Regions from separate parts of the Mus musculus genome. Here region 2 is linked to region 1. A link is a loop called in an ENCODE intact Hi-C map of the cell type or tissue named here. Cell type or tissue: heart. All regions are shown on one strand.

What was found. Hi-C counts contacts between places; a loop is a spot of excess contacts. Peaks named below come from ENCODE experiments on the same cell type or tissue, not always from the same donor. Only the 100,000 strongest peaks of a DNase experiment are listed, where the experiment ranks them.
Region 2: it touches region 1 in a loop (2.9-fold over the local background); 5 of 42 quality-filtered maps call a loop at or near these places.

Annotation. Positions count from the first base shown.
Region 1 is chr8:22,781,975-22,789,974 of GRCm38, reverse strand. It overlaps Plat (plasminogen activator, tissue), which reads right to left. Exons shown (of 14, transcript NM_008872.3): 14 at 7,127-8,000. The coding sequence ends at 7,869. It overlaps Ap3m2 (adaptor-related protein complex 3, mu 2 subunit), which reads left to right. Exons shown (of 9, transcript NM_029505.3): 9 at 522-2,621. The coding sequence ends at 622. Among named protein-coding and RNA genes, the nearest start is that of Ap3m2, 20 kb to the left of the region's middle. In heart, a CTCF peak has its summit at 4,865 (motif pointing right); DNase peaks (open chromatin) are centred at 5,364 and 6,054.
Region 2 is chr8:22,702,857-22,710,856 of GRCm38, reverse strand. Ikbkb (inhibitor of kappaB kinase beta) reads left to right here and starts at 4,274. Exons shown (of 22, transcript NM_001159774.1): 1 at 4,274-4,387; 2 at 4,653-4,775. The coding sequence starts at 4,671. In heart, no CTCF peak of the experiment used is centred here; a DNase peak (open chromatin) is centred at 4,286; H3K4me3 peaks cover 1,813 bases; H3K27ac peaks cover 1,231 bases; H3K27me3 peaks cover 389 bases.

The DNA of each region.
Region 1 (8,000 bases):
CCTTAGGAAGAAATGTGCTCTCTCTCTAGAGAACATTCTTGTTTCTCTTTACTGAAAGACTCTTTAACTTGGATGATTAAATTAAGTGATATGCTCTTTCTCCTGAACCTCTTAATGGGCCCTAAAGCTATCGGCAAACTCATTTTCGGTCAGCTGGGCCACAGTGTGTAGGAAGCCCTCATCGATCCATTCATTCCCTTTCATTACTCATGAATGCTGTCATCATTCAATCAGCAGCACAACTTGAGCAAAATGCCACGCGTTATTTTGTCTCACCCTCACTGCAGTCCGTGCCTGCCTCTCTGCCCTGTCCCACAGGAGAGCCTCCTGCTGACGTCACCTTTGCTGTTAATGCCTGAAGTGAGATCGCTGAGCTGTCCACCTCTGCTTGGCAGAACAGGCTTGTTAAGACAGTCTCTTCCACACACCCTGCTGTGTGCACTGACAGACCCAGGCAACTGTCTGCTGGTGGCTCCTGGGAGATACTCACGTCTCACTCCTCTCTTCCTCTCTCCCTCCAGGACTCAAAGTGAACCGTCTGGATATGTACGGGGAGAAGTACAAGCCCTTTAAAGGCATCAAATACATGACCAAAGCCGGCAAGTTCCAAGTCCGAACCTGAAGGGAACGTCTTGCCGAAGGAGCAGTTCACGGACACTTTTTCATTTCTTACTTGTCTAAAAGTAAAATGTCAGCCTGTTTCTTAGGTCCGTTCCCTCCGGGCTCCATCTACTCCCTTTTGTCCTCCGTCTTCAGCCACATAAGTGATGGAGGGAGAGAAAGTTCATTCGGGGAAAAAAACGAGGCCAACCCCAGCGCAGCACTGACTGAGTTCTGGAGGCGTGGCCTGGAGAGCAGCGGCCTGTGACACTGCATTTCATCACTTTTAACACAGTTGCCGTGGGGAAAGACCGGCCTGTGATGTTTGGTTTCAGTCACCTAAACCCAATGGAAGATGTCTCTATTGATTTCTTTTTTTTTAAGATAGAAAGATATGAGAGGGGAAAAAAGAAGATCGGAAGAAAAATGGGTGTTAGTCCAAGAAAGAGCAGTTGAGATTTGACTCATGGGTCTGGGTTGTACCTCGGTGATCAAGCCCTGACCTGGAGTCCTGGTTCATCCTGGTACCACCCACAATGAAGACAGATCTGCTCGATGGGGGGCAGGACTGAGAGGCTGGTGTGAAGAGATACCATAGTGAAGGGTTGTCGAGAAAAGCGATTGGAATCTCCCCGGTGGGTGAGGCTAGGACAAGCCGAGTGCAGTAGTTTCTTTCAGACCCCTCTCACGTGTAGAAAGGCTTTGTATGTCCAGGACTTTGAAAGTTCAAGTCCACGCTTGACGTGAAACCGCACTGGGATTAGCTTTCTTTGGAGACTAAGGTGCCACAGCCTGGCTCTTAAGATTGTCACTGGCTGCTTGCGCTGGCCCGTCGTCTTGTTGGGAAGGTTACCTGCTAGAGCGGCGTACAGACTTTTGCTGGCTATCTGACTCCTCAGTGGGATCGCTCCCAAAACAGCAGTGCTCGGTGCAGGCAGGTTTTATGAGTGATAGTGGTGGAGTTGATGTGGGGGACTCGCCACCCAGTGGATCATGTCCATGCTCCCTGACCTCCACTGATGTTTGTGAAGCCGGACTGGCCCTGGGCCTTGCTTTTCCTGTCTGAAGGTCCCATCAGAATCCCCAAGTGAGTGTGAGCCCACTGAGGACATTCAGTGTACGAAGCTGCTTTCCATTGTCTGTACCTATCGGCTACAGCTCCCAGACAGACAGACAGACAGCTCCCAAATAGCTCCCAGTCCGCACTTAAAACAAAAACAAAACAAAACAAAAAGTGTCTTGAACCTCTGAATAAAATTAATACCATAGGAGGGCAGGCTGTGTTGACCACGAGTAGTCCACAGTTTAAACCATAGCCGCTGAAGGAGCACAGAGTATTCTTAATTCGTTTCAATGTGTCCACTAGTCATTTTACTGAATACATAAAAGGCGGGTGTGTTGTTTTTAATTTACAGCTTAGGGCGCAACTTGCCTCTGTGTTGTGCTTGGAGGGAGAAGGAGACCGGCTTCCTTCAGTCTGCATGGCTCTCCTCTGAAGTCCTATTTCTAAGTACTTGGACTTCACTTACTTATTTTCTATCTTTTGGCTAGTGTTCTCTTGCTGCGGTCAGGACTTGTTTTTGCTGCCGAGTAGAGTTTCTCTGTGGTTTCCTCGTGGGGTTGAACTGTGCTATGTGCAATCAGATGTTTCCTACCAGGATCTGCATGAGTGTCCCACACCCTGCTGTGGAGGGTACACACTTTGCAGGTCACTTTCACAGGCTCTGGGGGTGGGGATTCCAAGTTTTCTTGGGTCACAGGGAATTATGTATATTGGACCCTGAGCGCGTTTAAGTTAGTGAGTGCAGCTCATTTATCCCCTCGAGCACAGCATAGCTTGTTTTTTTCTAGGAGGCCGTGTTGGGAGTATAGGATCAGCAGACCTAGGCATCATGGGTACTGCCAAGCCTCGCCAACCCCACCCAGTGATTGTCAGCAAAGGTTGTGCAGGGAAACTTAATAGCTGCTCGCTCTGTGTGTGGTCCATGTTAAAGTCTTAATAAAGCTTTACCAGTCCTGGGGACTATGTCTGGTTACTGAGACTACCCTTCACTAAGTAGAAGGCACTCATTTGAGACATCTGAAACTCTGGGTAGAGTGTGAGTCTCCAGCTACCCTGGGAGATGGGTCATTTAGTGCTGTTTGTAAGGTTGGTGGCAGCTAAGGTCTAGAGGAATCTAATGGTTTCTCCAGGTTGTAAAAGGCAAAGCCATTAAAGCCCCAGGTGCCCATGCCAGTCCTTTCCTGTGTGCCACACGGGCAGAGGGTGGAGCTGCCAGTTCCCAAGTGTCTCTTGTAGAGGTTTTTCTGAGGGAGATGGGCATCTTACTTACTTTTCCATTGCTGGGACAAAACACCTCGACCAAGGCAACTCATTAAAGAAGGTGTTTAATTGGGCTTACAGTTCCACAGGGTTAGAGTCCGTGATGCCGGAGCAAAGGCAAGATGGCAGGTATGATGAGAGCTCACCACTTGACCCACAAGTAGGGGGCAGAGAGCAGAGTGGGAATGACATGGGCTTTTGGGCCTCAGGGCTCACCCCCCAGCGACACACCTACTCCCATAAGACCACACTTTCTAATCCTTTTCAACTGGACCAAGAATCCAAACACAGAGCCTATAAAGAGTGAGTCTCATTCCAAGCACCAGGTGGAGTCTAATGCTGCCAGTTGATACGAGTAGTCACTGATAACTCTCTAAACCAATTTTCTAGACATCTATAGCAGGACTTTCTGGACCTGCCAGAGATTAAATGACGTAGGGACTTACTGATTTCTAGTATAGCTTACGCTTTTAGCTTGGGCTATCTCCCATCTAGCTCATTCAACTTAACCTTATCCTAGCCCACGACACACCATGTGATTAGTTCTTTGCCGCTCTCTCTGTCCCAGTTTGTCCAACCACCTTCTCGGTACCTACAACCACTTCCTTATCTGGTGGTGAATCCCCGCCTCTGATTCTTTTCCCAGAGACCCTCTCTCAGCCTGCCTTCCCTTTCCTGCCTAGCTACTGGCTGTCAGATCTTTATTAAGCCAATCAATGGGTGAGGAAGGAGGGGTATTTACAAAGTACCGAGGCAGATGATGAGGCCTAAGAATAACACCACCAAAGTCAGGCCAGCTCTCAGCTGGTACAGTGATCAGCAATTGTATATACAGAGTCAGCTTTCACACGGTGCACCCCAACAGATGTCTGTTCACTACCTGGAAGTGTGTTGTGCTTGTTAAGAGCTCAGTTTTGGGGCTGGAGAGATGGCTCAGAGGTAAAGAGCACTGGCTGTTCTCCCAGAGGATCAGGGTTCAATTCCCAGCACCCACGTGGAAGCTCACATCTGTAACTCCAGTTCCAGAGACTGCAACTGCTTCACACAGCCAAAACACCATTGAACATTTTTTTTTAAAGTTCAGTTTCTGTTTCTCTTAGACACTACATATGTATGTCTCTATTGGGAGACAGGTTCTATATACCACAGCCTTCATGATGAAATGAAAGGACAGCCTGTGGGGGTAGGGTGGGTGTCACTTCTCTGTTTCCTTTATGTGACTCCAGAGGACTCAAGTCATCAGGTTTGGCTGTAAGTGGCTTCACTCATGGATCCAGGTTGGTTTATTTGGGTTTTTTTGCCCACTTCTCACACATGTCTCTAGTACAGTGCCCTCCCTTTTCCCTAGCAACTTTGCAAATATTAAATGGAAAACCCCAGGAAAGGGCAACCTTTCAGGTTGTGTATTATTCTGAGCAGCGTGATGAAGTCTTTCACTGACTTGCCATCCCACCCTGGCAGGCCCCATCTTTCCCTGGACACAGATCACACCTTGCCCCTGGTCTCGCTGGCCACTAAGGACCGGCCAGTCTCCACTCTTAACAATGGCCATAGTATCTGGTCTCTTTGTGCTCAGGTAACCGCTATTTTATTTAGTAGCCCTACTTCACAAGTAAATGCGGGGGGGGGGGGGTTCGGGGGGGGGTTGGATAGGCCAGTGAAAAAATAAGAAGACTGAAAGAAAATGCTTCCTCTCAATGAGAAATTCAAAGTTCCCAATAAGAACAAAAATCCCACGTGAATGCCTCAGTAAGGACAATACTTGTAACTGAAATTGTAAAGCACTTAAAAAAACATATGCAAAAAACAAAACTCCCACTGGGATCTTGGAATGGGTTCTGTACAGATCAGGGCTGACTGCTGTATCCCTTCCCTCGGTCTTGTTTTAGAGGGATTGGGCCTGGGAGCAGGAAACGTCATCAACTTATATTTTCTTCTATGCCAGTAGGTGGTGACTAGGTGCCATCAAAACTGGTTGTGATTGTTAATGGCTTTAAAAAGGGACTTGATGAGAAGCCCAAGGGATCTGAAACACTAAAGATTGTGTGCTCAGCTTTTGTATACGGAATTGAAGTCTATTAGACCTTGCCATGCACAGACCTGGGCTCTGTGCTCCTCTGGTCTCTGACAACCAAAACCCACCATGCAGTTATCTGGGATCATAGTTGCTCTTTGGGTCTGCTATCCTCTTGTATTACCAACCAGGAATAATGAGGTAGCATTGACTTCCCCTTGACTGGTCCCCTTCTGGTGAATTCCAGACTTCGCACCCTGCATTTCCTAACCAACTCTGGGCAGGGATGAGCTCGCCTGACCCTTTAATATGATTCATATGACCGTCCAGTTGGACACTTCCCTGCAAGAATGAGCAATTGTCTTCATCTGTGTATGGTTTCCAGGACTCCCCTCAGGAATGTTGGGGCCTTTTGACTTTGTATTCCCATCCCAGGAGGCTTTTCAGCTTCGGTTTCAGTCTCAGTAATCCTAGTGTCTGAAGAAAGTCTTTTCCAGTGGGGGAGGGAGGAAGCCAGCTTCCACCCGAGGGCCTGGGAGAGCCTTGCTTCCTGCTATCTCAAGCGTTCTTTTCCAGAAATGAACTGAGATGCACCTCTGTCTAAAATCTTAGATCAGAGCATGAAGGCCGACTCATGTGAAGTCAAGAAATCTATGACTTAGTCTCTGACTCCAATGGGTGGAACTGGTCTGGGTACTTCAGAGATTTCGGGAAATCACCTGACACCTCCCCCATCAAGTCCCTGGCCTTTAGCAAATGTCTTTTGTGAGTTTAAACTACTTTTCTCCCAAGAGCCTCTAACAGGGCAGTACCAATAAATTCTAGAGAGATAAGACTTTTCTTTCTCTTCCAAAATAAGAAATTAATTAGCCACACCCAAAAGCAAGCATTACATCATGAGATAGACTCTTGGAACGAAGATGTGGTGAAGAAAGCTGGGACAGAGGTTGTGTCCCATGATTGGGAAGACAGTGTGCAGGGGCCAGAGAGAGATGAGCCACAGAGTGCATACCACACAGGCCTAAAGTGTGATGCTCCAACCTGTGGCAGAAGGGGAGAAACGGCTTCTGAGAGGTCTCCTCTGACTTGAACACCCGCACTCCCGTGCGTACACACCTGCCGACACCCACGTCACACACACTAAAGAAAGGGGATGCTGGAGAGGCAGGGCTGAAGCAGCACATTTGTGTGCATTGGCTTGCAAGCTAATTGTTCCTGGGGAGTAGAAAACCAAAGCAGAATGGGGGTGGGGGATGGGGGGGGGAGAAAGCAACCAAGACAGTAACGTGTAGTCTGACTGAACCATCTCTGGTTGAGCCGTTGCTGTCAGTAAGGGTTTTCTTCCTCGGTGTTGCCGTAGTTACTGTCCACAGACTAACACAGCTGTCTGCTCAGACTGTGGTCATAGTGTGGTTGATTTTTCCAGATGTATCTTCAGTTTATCACCTCCTGGAACAAAACAGTTATTTGGTCTCCAGGGTTCCTGGTTTCTAGTCTGCAGTCCTGATCGAGAGTTCTTATCAGATGGGGGAGGGGGGATAGGGCGGGGGGGGGGGCTGCAGCTCAGTGGTAGAGTACATACAAGGCCCTCAGTTCAACCCTCAGTCCCATGATGGCAGGTTGTAGCTTTGTGCCAGCAAGATGGCTCAGTGAGTAGAGATGCCCACTCCTGAGTCGAAGCCCCAGGATCCGCACGGTGAATGCAAAGAACAGACTCTGCCACATACCCCGTGACTTCCACATATGCAATATAACTGCCCCCCCACATACAATAAATATTTCAAAAGACTTTTTTTTAAAGTTCACTTAAGTTCCATGTCAACTCTCCCTGCCCTATTTCTTCTTAAAAAATGTATTTACTTGTATTTTATGTACATTGTGTTTTGACTGCGTGTATGTCTGTGTGAGGGTGTCGGATCCCCTACAACTGAAGTTACAGACAGTTGTGAGCTGCCATACGGTTGCTGGGAATTAAACCCAGGTCCTCTGGAATAGTAGTCAGTGCTCTTAACCATTTAGCCACCTCTCCAGCTCCCTCCCCCATTCTATTTCTATTGGGTGGCACCCAGAATATTGCCTTGGGGGTGAAAATTTCCACACATTGACTGAATAAAAGGAAATCTTTCAATTGATTCAAAAAGAGAAAAGAAAAGAAATGTGAACACAAATAAGCCATGGATATGCACCAGTGGAAAAGTGTGAAAAATACCTCTGAATTTATTATTTAAGTACAGTATAATACAAAGTTATAGTAACAAAGTAAAAACTAAAATAGATTAAAATATAAATATACTAGTGTTATTCATCAATTATTAAAATCATACAGTTCTCCCAACCATCTATAGAGTTTATAAAGAAAAAGACATTTACACTGTATACAAAGGGATATGTCCCAAGAGTTGAGGAGTGTGGAGGGATGGGGAGTGCATGATCTCAAGGATTTTATGGTGCTGTGATTCGGCCAGATACCCCTTCCTTCTCGTGGAGGCCCTGTGGGGCCCCCTGTGTAACTATAAAAACACATTCTTGTCCCCAGTGCAAACTTTCACTCCTGAAAGATCAAGTTGTATTTTTTTGCTGTTGAGACATGATCTTGTGGTTCAGTGTACAACATAGTGGACCAGGAGGGCAGACTTTGGTCTACCTCTCTTTTTAAAATCCTAGAGTTATAGGAAGGTTGGCATCTCCCTGTCATCTCATCTGACAGGATTTATTCTAAAGCCAGACCTTCATCCTTAAAACTTACAAGTTGTGAAGTACCTGTCACAGGTAAATGCTACATCTGCTCCCAAAGACCCCCCTCCCCTCTCCCGAGTGGCAGCTCACGAAGATGATGGTGTAAAGAATGCTTGGCCTTTTAGGCGCATCTTCTGTAGAAGAGGAAGAGGAAGGCAGGTCCTCCTCTGGATTGAAGGAGCTGGGCTTTCTTTGTCATTGCTTCATGTTGTCGTGAATCCAGTCTAGGTAATTCGTAACCTTTGTGTAGACCCCAGGCACATCCTTCTGCCCACAGCCGAGGCCCCAGCTGATAATGCCAGTCAATGTCATCTGTTTATTGATCAT
Region 2 (8,000 bases), 79 kb after region 1:
CTTCCCAAGTAGTGCCAGCCCCTGGTTACTAAGCTTTTGAATAGATGAGCCTACGGGGCCATTCTCATTCAAACCACCATAATCTGTAAACAAGGATTTAATTTTTAAGTTACCTTTTCCTGAATATTTACTCTTGTAGGTCGTTATTTTGTAAAACTTTGTCATTGTTGTCTGTAAAATAGTGCAACTTTTAACAAAAAAGGAAAGGAACAGTATTTCTAAAAATTTTAGAGCCCCCCTCATCCTCTTGCGACTCAGCCTCTTGGTATGGATCCGTGGTCTCCCTTGTTGTTCTTCACCACTCTCCTCAAGCACTCCTTCTTAGCCTGTCTCTATTTCTTTGTGACTCCATGCCCATTGCAGAACCATTCTATACCAAGTGCCTAATCAGGGTGCCTGTGCTCTCCTTCCCCTTCGCCATTCTGGAGGACACTCTGAAACAGCCCCTGTTGCCCACCTAAGTCCCATCTCCCAGCTAATCTTAGTCCCAGTAGGAACCTATGTTCCCCCCATCCCCCCAGTTCTTCCTCACCAGTCTCCTCCGCCATTCCTTCCAGAGCATCTCCTATCCTTTGTCATACCCTGCTGACCATAGAACTGCTTTGTGCCAGGGACCCCACTGCCACCACACTAGACTGGAACCTGGATAGCCTACCTATGCCTTCCTCCATTCTGAGCTCTTTAAGTTACTCTAGTCCATCTTGCAAGAGTGTTGTTCCAGCCCACCTCCCTTACCTTAGAGATTTCCACCATCCATAGTAAGACCCAGGGTACTCCTAGGTCTGCTCCTCATCACCTTTTGTGGAGCCAAACACCAAGTCCTACTACAGAGACGCCCAGAGTCAGCCCACTTCCCATGACCATCACCCACCCCACACACTGAGCCTAACCTCAGTGTGCATGGAGTCTGAACTCAGAATTCTAAACAGAACTTCAGATCTGTGACCAATGCTAAAAGCCAGGGTACCCTAAGACTAAAAACCAAGCATCATTGCACTTATCCACATCTATCAGATTAGGGTAAAAGCATTAGATAAAAGCAACAGCATCCATCTTTCTCCTGCCTGAACATACCTTATGATCAAGGACAGACATCTGTCACCTTAAAGGAAGAGGATGACAAAAGGTATTCCAAGCAAGTGGAGCTGAAACACAGACAGGCACACAGACAGGCACACAGACAGACACACAGACAGACACACAAACAGGCACTCAGACAGGCAGGCAGACAGGTACACAGACAGGCATGCAGGCATGCAGACAGGCATGGAAACAGGCAGGAAGTTAGGCACACACAGGCACACAGATAAGCATTCACACAGGCACAACAACTTTAATATATGATAAAGTAGACTTCAAACAAAACTTCATTAGAAGAAAAGGGAAGGACACTACATCATTAAAGGAGAAAAATCCACCAAGAGGATATTGCAATTCTAAATATTTATGCACTAAACACAAATGTACCCAGTTCCATAAAAGAAGCCTCTACTCCAGACCTGCTGGAGTTATCAACACCCCAGATTTAAAATTATACTATGCATCTATGGTAATAAAATTAGCATGGTGCGATGGTTTGTATATGTTTGAGCCAGGGACTATTGGCATTATTAGGAGGTATGGCCTTGTTGGAGTGGGTGTGTCACTATGGATGTAGGCTTTAATATCCTAGTCCTAGCTGCCTGGAAGCCAGTAGTCTGCTAGCAGCCTGCAGATGAAGATGTAGAACTCTGAGCTCCTCCTGTACCATGCCTGCCTGGATGCTGCCATGCTCCTGCCTTGATGATAATGAACTGATCCTCTAAACCTGTAAGCCAGCCCCAACTAAATGTTGTCCTTGTAAGAGTTGGCTTGGTCATGGTGTCTGTTCACAGCAATAAAATCCAAAGTAAGACATTTGATATTGTCATAAAAACAGGCATATTGATGGGGTATAATTGAACACCCAGACATAATAACTCCACATGCCTACAGACACCTGATTTTTTTGACAGAAAGGCCAAACTATTCTGTATCTTCAAGATAGAAATGTAAGAGGACGTGCAAGGAAGGGTGAATAGAATATAGTGTCATAAACAGGAAATCAGAATAAGGACCTAATGGGAAAGGGAGTTTCAGTTTCAGATCAACCTGGGCTTCACAGCAAGACTGCCTCAGAACCAGAATGCAGCTGCCTGTGCCAGCTCTCCCAAAGGTAACCCAAACCAAGGAGAAATGGCTCTTCTGTGTGGCAACCTGTCACTAACTAAACGCAGTTGTGAATGAGACCTCCTTACAAGAGGGCATGTTTACAGAGGCTGGTTCCGTCTGCAGCACTGTGGAAGGATTGGAATGTTACAGAGGCTAATTACCTCATCTGGAACACCCATTGCTACCCCACCTCTGTGTCAGAGCTGACGTTCTGTGGCTAAGAGATTAAAACGAAAACCCAGCTTTTGAAATCTATTAACTTGGTGGGCTAACACCTTCCAAACACTCAACCCAAAGCTAAGAGTGTCATCCGAGAACATCTGATGATTCACAGACTAGCTTCCCCCATCTTGCTATAATCATCTCTCTGAGGTCTCCATTGATGCATTTCAAACTTACCTTGATTTAGTCCTTAAAACTGTACAACGTCTTAAAACTTCTTCCATGTTGGAACATTATATTCATACATGCTTCAGAATAAACTATGATCTTTTTATTCCTTTGAGGAGGTGAGAGCTGTTTCTTTGGATGATACAGTGTACCCTTGATTCCCACTTCCACTTGTATTTGTGTCAAGTACAGGAATCTTTTACCTCAAAATAGGAAGTGAAATAACTACAAGGTTATTGCAGTTGTCCTGACTGGAATGGAGGCTAAAGAGTCTCCTGAGCTCCTCTTTCTGACTTTTAAACTGCCGACATAACAGACCCCGAGAAACTGTAATCTCCCCCAGGAACATCATCTGAGGCCACGTGGGAACCCGTGTAAGAAAGCTGTGACTGTCCCGTGAGCTGTGGTTGGGGCAGAGTGCAGAATGTTCTTCCACAAGTGGCCTTCTAGAAATAATTGCAAACCCCATAAAAAGTGGATGCTCTCAAAAGGGGCGACATGAAGGGTATGGCTTGGGATGTCCACGTTCTCTCTGTGGGAAGGGTGGGGTCCTGGGAGGAATATTCTTGGCTTTTTCCCACAGGTGCAAGGATGATAAGACATAATACCAAGTGTTTTTTCACTTGCTGTTCTTGTATTTGCTTAAGCTCTCTGTAAACATCATCTCATGTTTTGCTTGCTTTAATAATAAAAGAGTGAGAAGTTCTTTATTTGCTCTATTCTTGAGTTCAAACGCTTAGAGTCCCCAGGTTATCCCACAAAGATCTTTGGCTTTCAATCCAGGGAGACTTTGTTAGCCTTGCTGGTCGCTGTCCGCTGCTGGGTTCGGATCTAAAAAGCCAGTAAATGTCAGAAGCCTGGAGCCACTGTGCCACCTTCAGAGGAGCAGAGATTTCACACCGTCTGACAAACGCCACATCATAGGAGAAACTGGAGCCTAGACAACGATGGTGGACCAGAACATATATTGAGCATGACTACTTAGTTATGTATACCACTTGCCTTCCACTTAAACCCAAACCTCATGGCAGGACCCCAAAATTAGACTTGGATCGGCAGAGGTATGGGTGAGAGAGATTAGATCGCTGTCTTTCCCCAATGTAGTCACATTGAATAAACCTCTTTTTCTCCTTTCCATTGGTAATTGTATCGTGAATTAGGCTATGGGAGGTGAGCGGCTGAACCTGGCTTGTTAGAGGCAGGGGTGGATGCTGGTAGGCGTGTGGGGTGTCCTGGTGGAGAAGACAATACCCAGCCTCTTGACCTAATAACTAGTAATTTCTTTATGCTCCCAGTGCTCAAACTCCATTTTTGATAGACAGTGCTAGTTTTTTGTTTTGTCTCTGTACTCTTCCCTCTCCTCCCTTCCTCTTTGAGGGGGATGGTGGTGTGTTACTTTCTGAGGAGCATCAGGATGGTTGATTATTCTTAATACTGAACCAGGAGCGGTGGGAGGACAGGGAGGCAATTCTTAGGACAGCCTCTAAGTCAGCACTAGTCGGGGCTCGGCAGATTCTCCCCTTATTAACTGCCTAGCCAGTCGGATCAAGCTCAGCCTAAAAAGTGCCAGGGTGAAGAAGAGCTCTCCAAGCCGCCAGGTCCTGCGCCGCCAGGTCCAGCACCTTGGCTGGCTGTGGCTGCGTCTCCGAGAGCCAGTGGCTCGCGCGTCCCCTTTAAGAGCCGTCTAGTACCCGTGACGTCAGGGCAGGAAGTGTTTGAGGAAGTGGCGCTGGGCTGGCTGCGTGGGGACCCCGAGTTTTCATGTCCTCAGCGGGTGTCGCTGGCGGCCCCGCGGCCCCCGGGGCAGGTGAGTCCCACGCGAGGGCGGCTCGCGGCGCGTGGACCGGCTCACCCGGGTGTGCGCTCCGCCTCTCCCCGGGGTCCGTGGCTGCGCCGCGCCCGATGCTGAGCGGACCCACCGGTGGGCCCGGCCGCCGCAACTTTTATTTGTTAACTACACCGGTGTCCTAGCCTCCCCTTGCAGGGCAGCAGCCACTGCTGCTCCCAGTTGCTTCTTGAGCTCCAGTGTTCTTCTTACTCTCAACTTGTCCTCTCTCCCTGCTTGCTTCTAGAGTTAGCAGGGCATCGATATGAGCTGGTCACCGTCCCTCCCAACCCAGACATGTGGAGCCTGGGAAATGAAAGAACGCCTGGGGACCGGGGGATTTGGAAACGTCATCCGGTGGCACAATCAGGTAGGGCTCTGGCACCAGGAAGGTGGGTGAGCTTTCTTGGCGCCTCTTCTGACCTGGCCCGGTGTGAATGGGTGGATCCCTGCCTAACCTTGGCGTTGTCCAATGGGAGCGTAAGAAAAAGGACTGCAAAGGGGATCTGTGAGCTGCTAAACTGACTCTTTTTAAAAAACCTTAATAACCATGCCACTTAGAAGGACACATGAGGGAGTAAGCTGTCATTCCAAGTATTTTGAAATTATATTTCTACTAATATTTAGACTAGCACGTAATACATTACATTGTGATAAATGTTGTAGAATACAGGCAGTGTTAAAAAGATGAGAGCAATAAAAAACATTTTAAATAACTTTATTTAAAATATTTTAGGTAGTTGATAACCCCAAGGTTTTTCTCTTCTCTTTCTTTCTCTCTTTCTTTCTTTCTTTCTTTCTTTCTTTCTTTCTTTCTTTTCCATGTGCCGCCATATAATGCTGAGTGATGTGGACTGATTTCATTTTTGGATCTAATTTTTATTCCTATTATTTTAGTCCTTATGTGTCTGATGTGCGTTGCTCATGTTAAAAGTTTGTGTTCTTCCAAAAAAAATTTGGGGGAGGGGGCTGGCAGTAAGTACGCTGAGATTCTTGGCAGGACTCTCTCTAGCTCGGCTGTTTACTGTGGGAGACTTATTTTATCCGATTTGGGTAATGAGTTCATCACAGTGCCTCAGGAGCACACAGTACTTGTGATGTTTCCGCTAAAGAGTACTTACTAACCTCAGGATACTTGAGTATCAGACGTGATGTGTGACTATCAAACTTGGGGGTCATGGCCTGTGCCCTAAGCTGAGTCCTCAATAAGCCAATTAAAATAGGCAAATTAATAGTGGAAAGCAAGGGATTCATTCACTGAGGTCACATTAGGAAGAAGGACAGACAGATCCCCCCCCACCAAGTCCATCTCCATGATCCTAAAATTAGGTTAAGGTCTAAATAGAACGCCAAGGATACTCACATCTAAGCAGTACTGTGGTCCAGCCTACCACTGGCCTGGTTTTGTCATCCTGTGAGATTTTTCTGAGAATGTGTTAGAAATCTGTAACCCAGAAGACAATTTCCCCCTCTGGCTGGGAGCTTTTTCTCTCCCAACATGAAATTTCTGGGGAATTTCCCATCTCTCTGGCATCCAATGTTTAAAAGTATCTCTTTAGAATATCTTCATTTCTGCCAGACCAGTTACTCAACCTCCTGATAGACCCCGCGGGGAGTGCTGTCTGGAGGCCTATTTTTCTATTTTAGGATTCCAGTGTTGGTCAACAGTTGGAAAACATACCAAAACGAGAGGCCACCCTTCTAGGGAATCCTTCCTAAAGAGCTAAAATCAAGGTCTTGACTCAGATTGAGTGGTCCAGGTGAGAGACCAGCCAGGTTGATCGTGGTGATGACAGGGAGAAATAGGCAGACTGAAGAGATATTTAGGGGTTAGTGTGAACAGGACTTGGGTGGATAGAGAGGGCAGGGGCTGGAGTTGGGGAGGAGTACTGGCTGAAGAACCCGCCTGCTTAAACCTGGACATCCTCTGCTGTCTTCATGGACTGATCTCGGGGAAGCCTGGGGGCTGCTTTGGGTGCATAAAAGCAATCTTTAACCCACATCTAAGATCAGAAGATGCTGCATGTCTTCTGTTGGACACGCCTCTGTTCCGGGCCTCTGGATGGATGCAGCTAAAATATGCTAGTTGTACTTGGCGCCAGACATCCCCTTGCTACTTCATACACTGTCTCTTGTCTATAGGCATGAGAATATTTGTAGCTGTCACAGAGAAGTTCCTTGAGAGGCCCTGAGTCAGAAACGTGGCCCAAGAACCAGGATCACTGATGTAAATACATTACATGCCGAGATCGGGCTAGGTTTCTTACATGCTGGGTCTGTTTGGCGTTACCATGAGCTGCGTATCATCCTTACCTTTCTTACATGCTTTCATACCAGGGTCAACAGCTTTAATTTCTGTTTTATAACTGAGGAATTGGAAGCACAGGGGAGTTAGGTAATATATTGAAAGAAGCCATGCTTTTAACACATCTATTCCGATCCAGATGCTACACCCGCACTGTGGCTTCTTCTAGATGGAACTAGAGTTTAGGACACATCCTGCATATAACCGGCTATTTTGTAGGTACTATTTGGTTCTTCGCAACCAACCCAAGCCATTTTGAAGCACCAAGGAAAAACTAAGGGATACTCAAATGTAGCAGATGACGCTACTGCAACTCCCTGGGTTCCAGATACACACAGTGTGGCCTTGTCAGTCTTTGTTGCCTAGGTGCACCCCTAAATCTCACTGAAGGCTCAGTGCAAACCGTTTGTGCTTCGGGTAGGCTACTGTTTGCAGCAGACCTTGAGAGACAAAGAGAGAGGAAAAAGATACAACTCCGGGGACCTCAGCCTCCAGCTCCTTTTGAGGGTAGACAGGGGAAGGAGCCACACACTCTCCCCACCACATAGCACTTGGTTGGAATCCTTACTGTCACCTTGCTAATTCATGCATTTGGGTCACAACTTCTCGTTGAATGCATAAATAGACCCTCATTGTGACAGGAAGTACACCGTGGAAACATCCCAGGATCCTTTGCAACTATTACGTCATCAGTGTGCTCTAATAGGAAAGAGCCTGGCAAACCTGGGGAATCCGTGCTGGGAAATAGAGACCATGCTGGTTGTTAGAAGGCAAGGGGTTATCAGTTATTCTTCCTGTGAAGTAGCGCTAAGCTTTTCTGTAAGACTAAGGTCACTTCCGTTTGCAGTGTGGTCTTGGAACTCAGTTCCCAGTGAGGACTTATTACGAATGGGCCTGAGCTCCGTGCAGGCAAATGAAGAGATGACACCAACCTTTATTTGTTTTTACCTACATTGAATGAATTCTTAAAGCTATGACTAAACCGATAGTCATAAAGATATGCTCATGTGTAAAAATACTAATAACTAATGCTCATCAAGAATCCTTATCAATTGCCTGCTGCGTGAGGCAACAACACCTTTAACCTGTGTGCCCACCCGGGAGGCAGAGGCAGGCCAACCTTCGTGAGTTCGAGGCCAACCTGGTCTACAGAGATAGTTCCACCATAGCCAGGGCTCCATAGCGAGATCCTGTCTCAAAACAAAAACAAACAAAGTCCAAAGCAGGTGCTGGCTGTGACAGGTACTCTGTCCCTATTTTCCTGCTTCATCAGGTTCTTGAGAGGAAGTG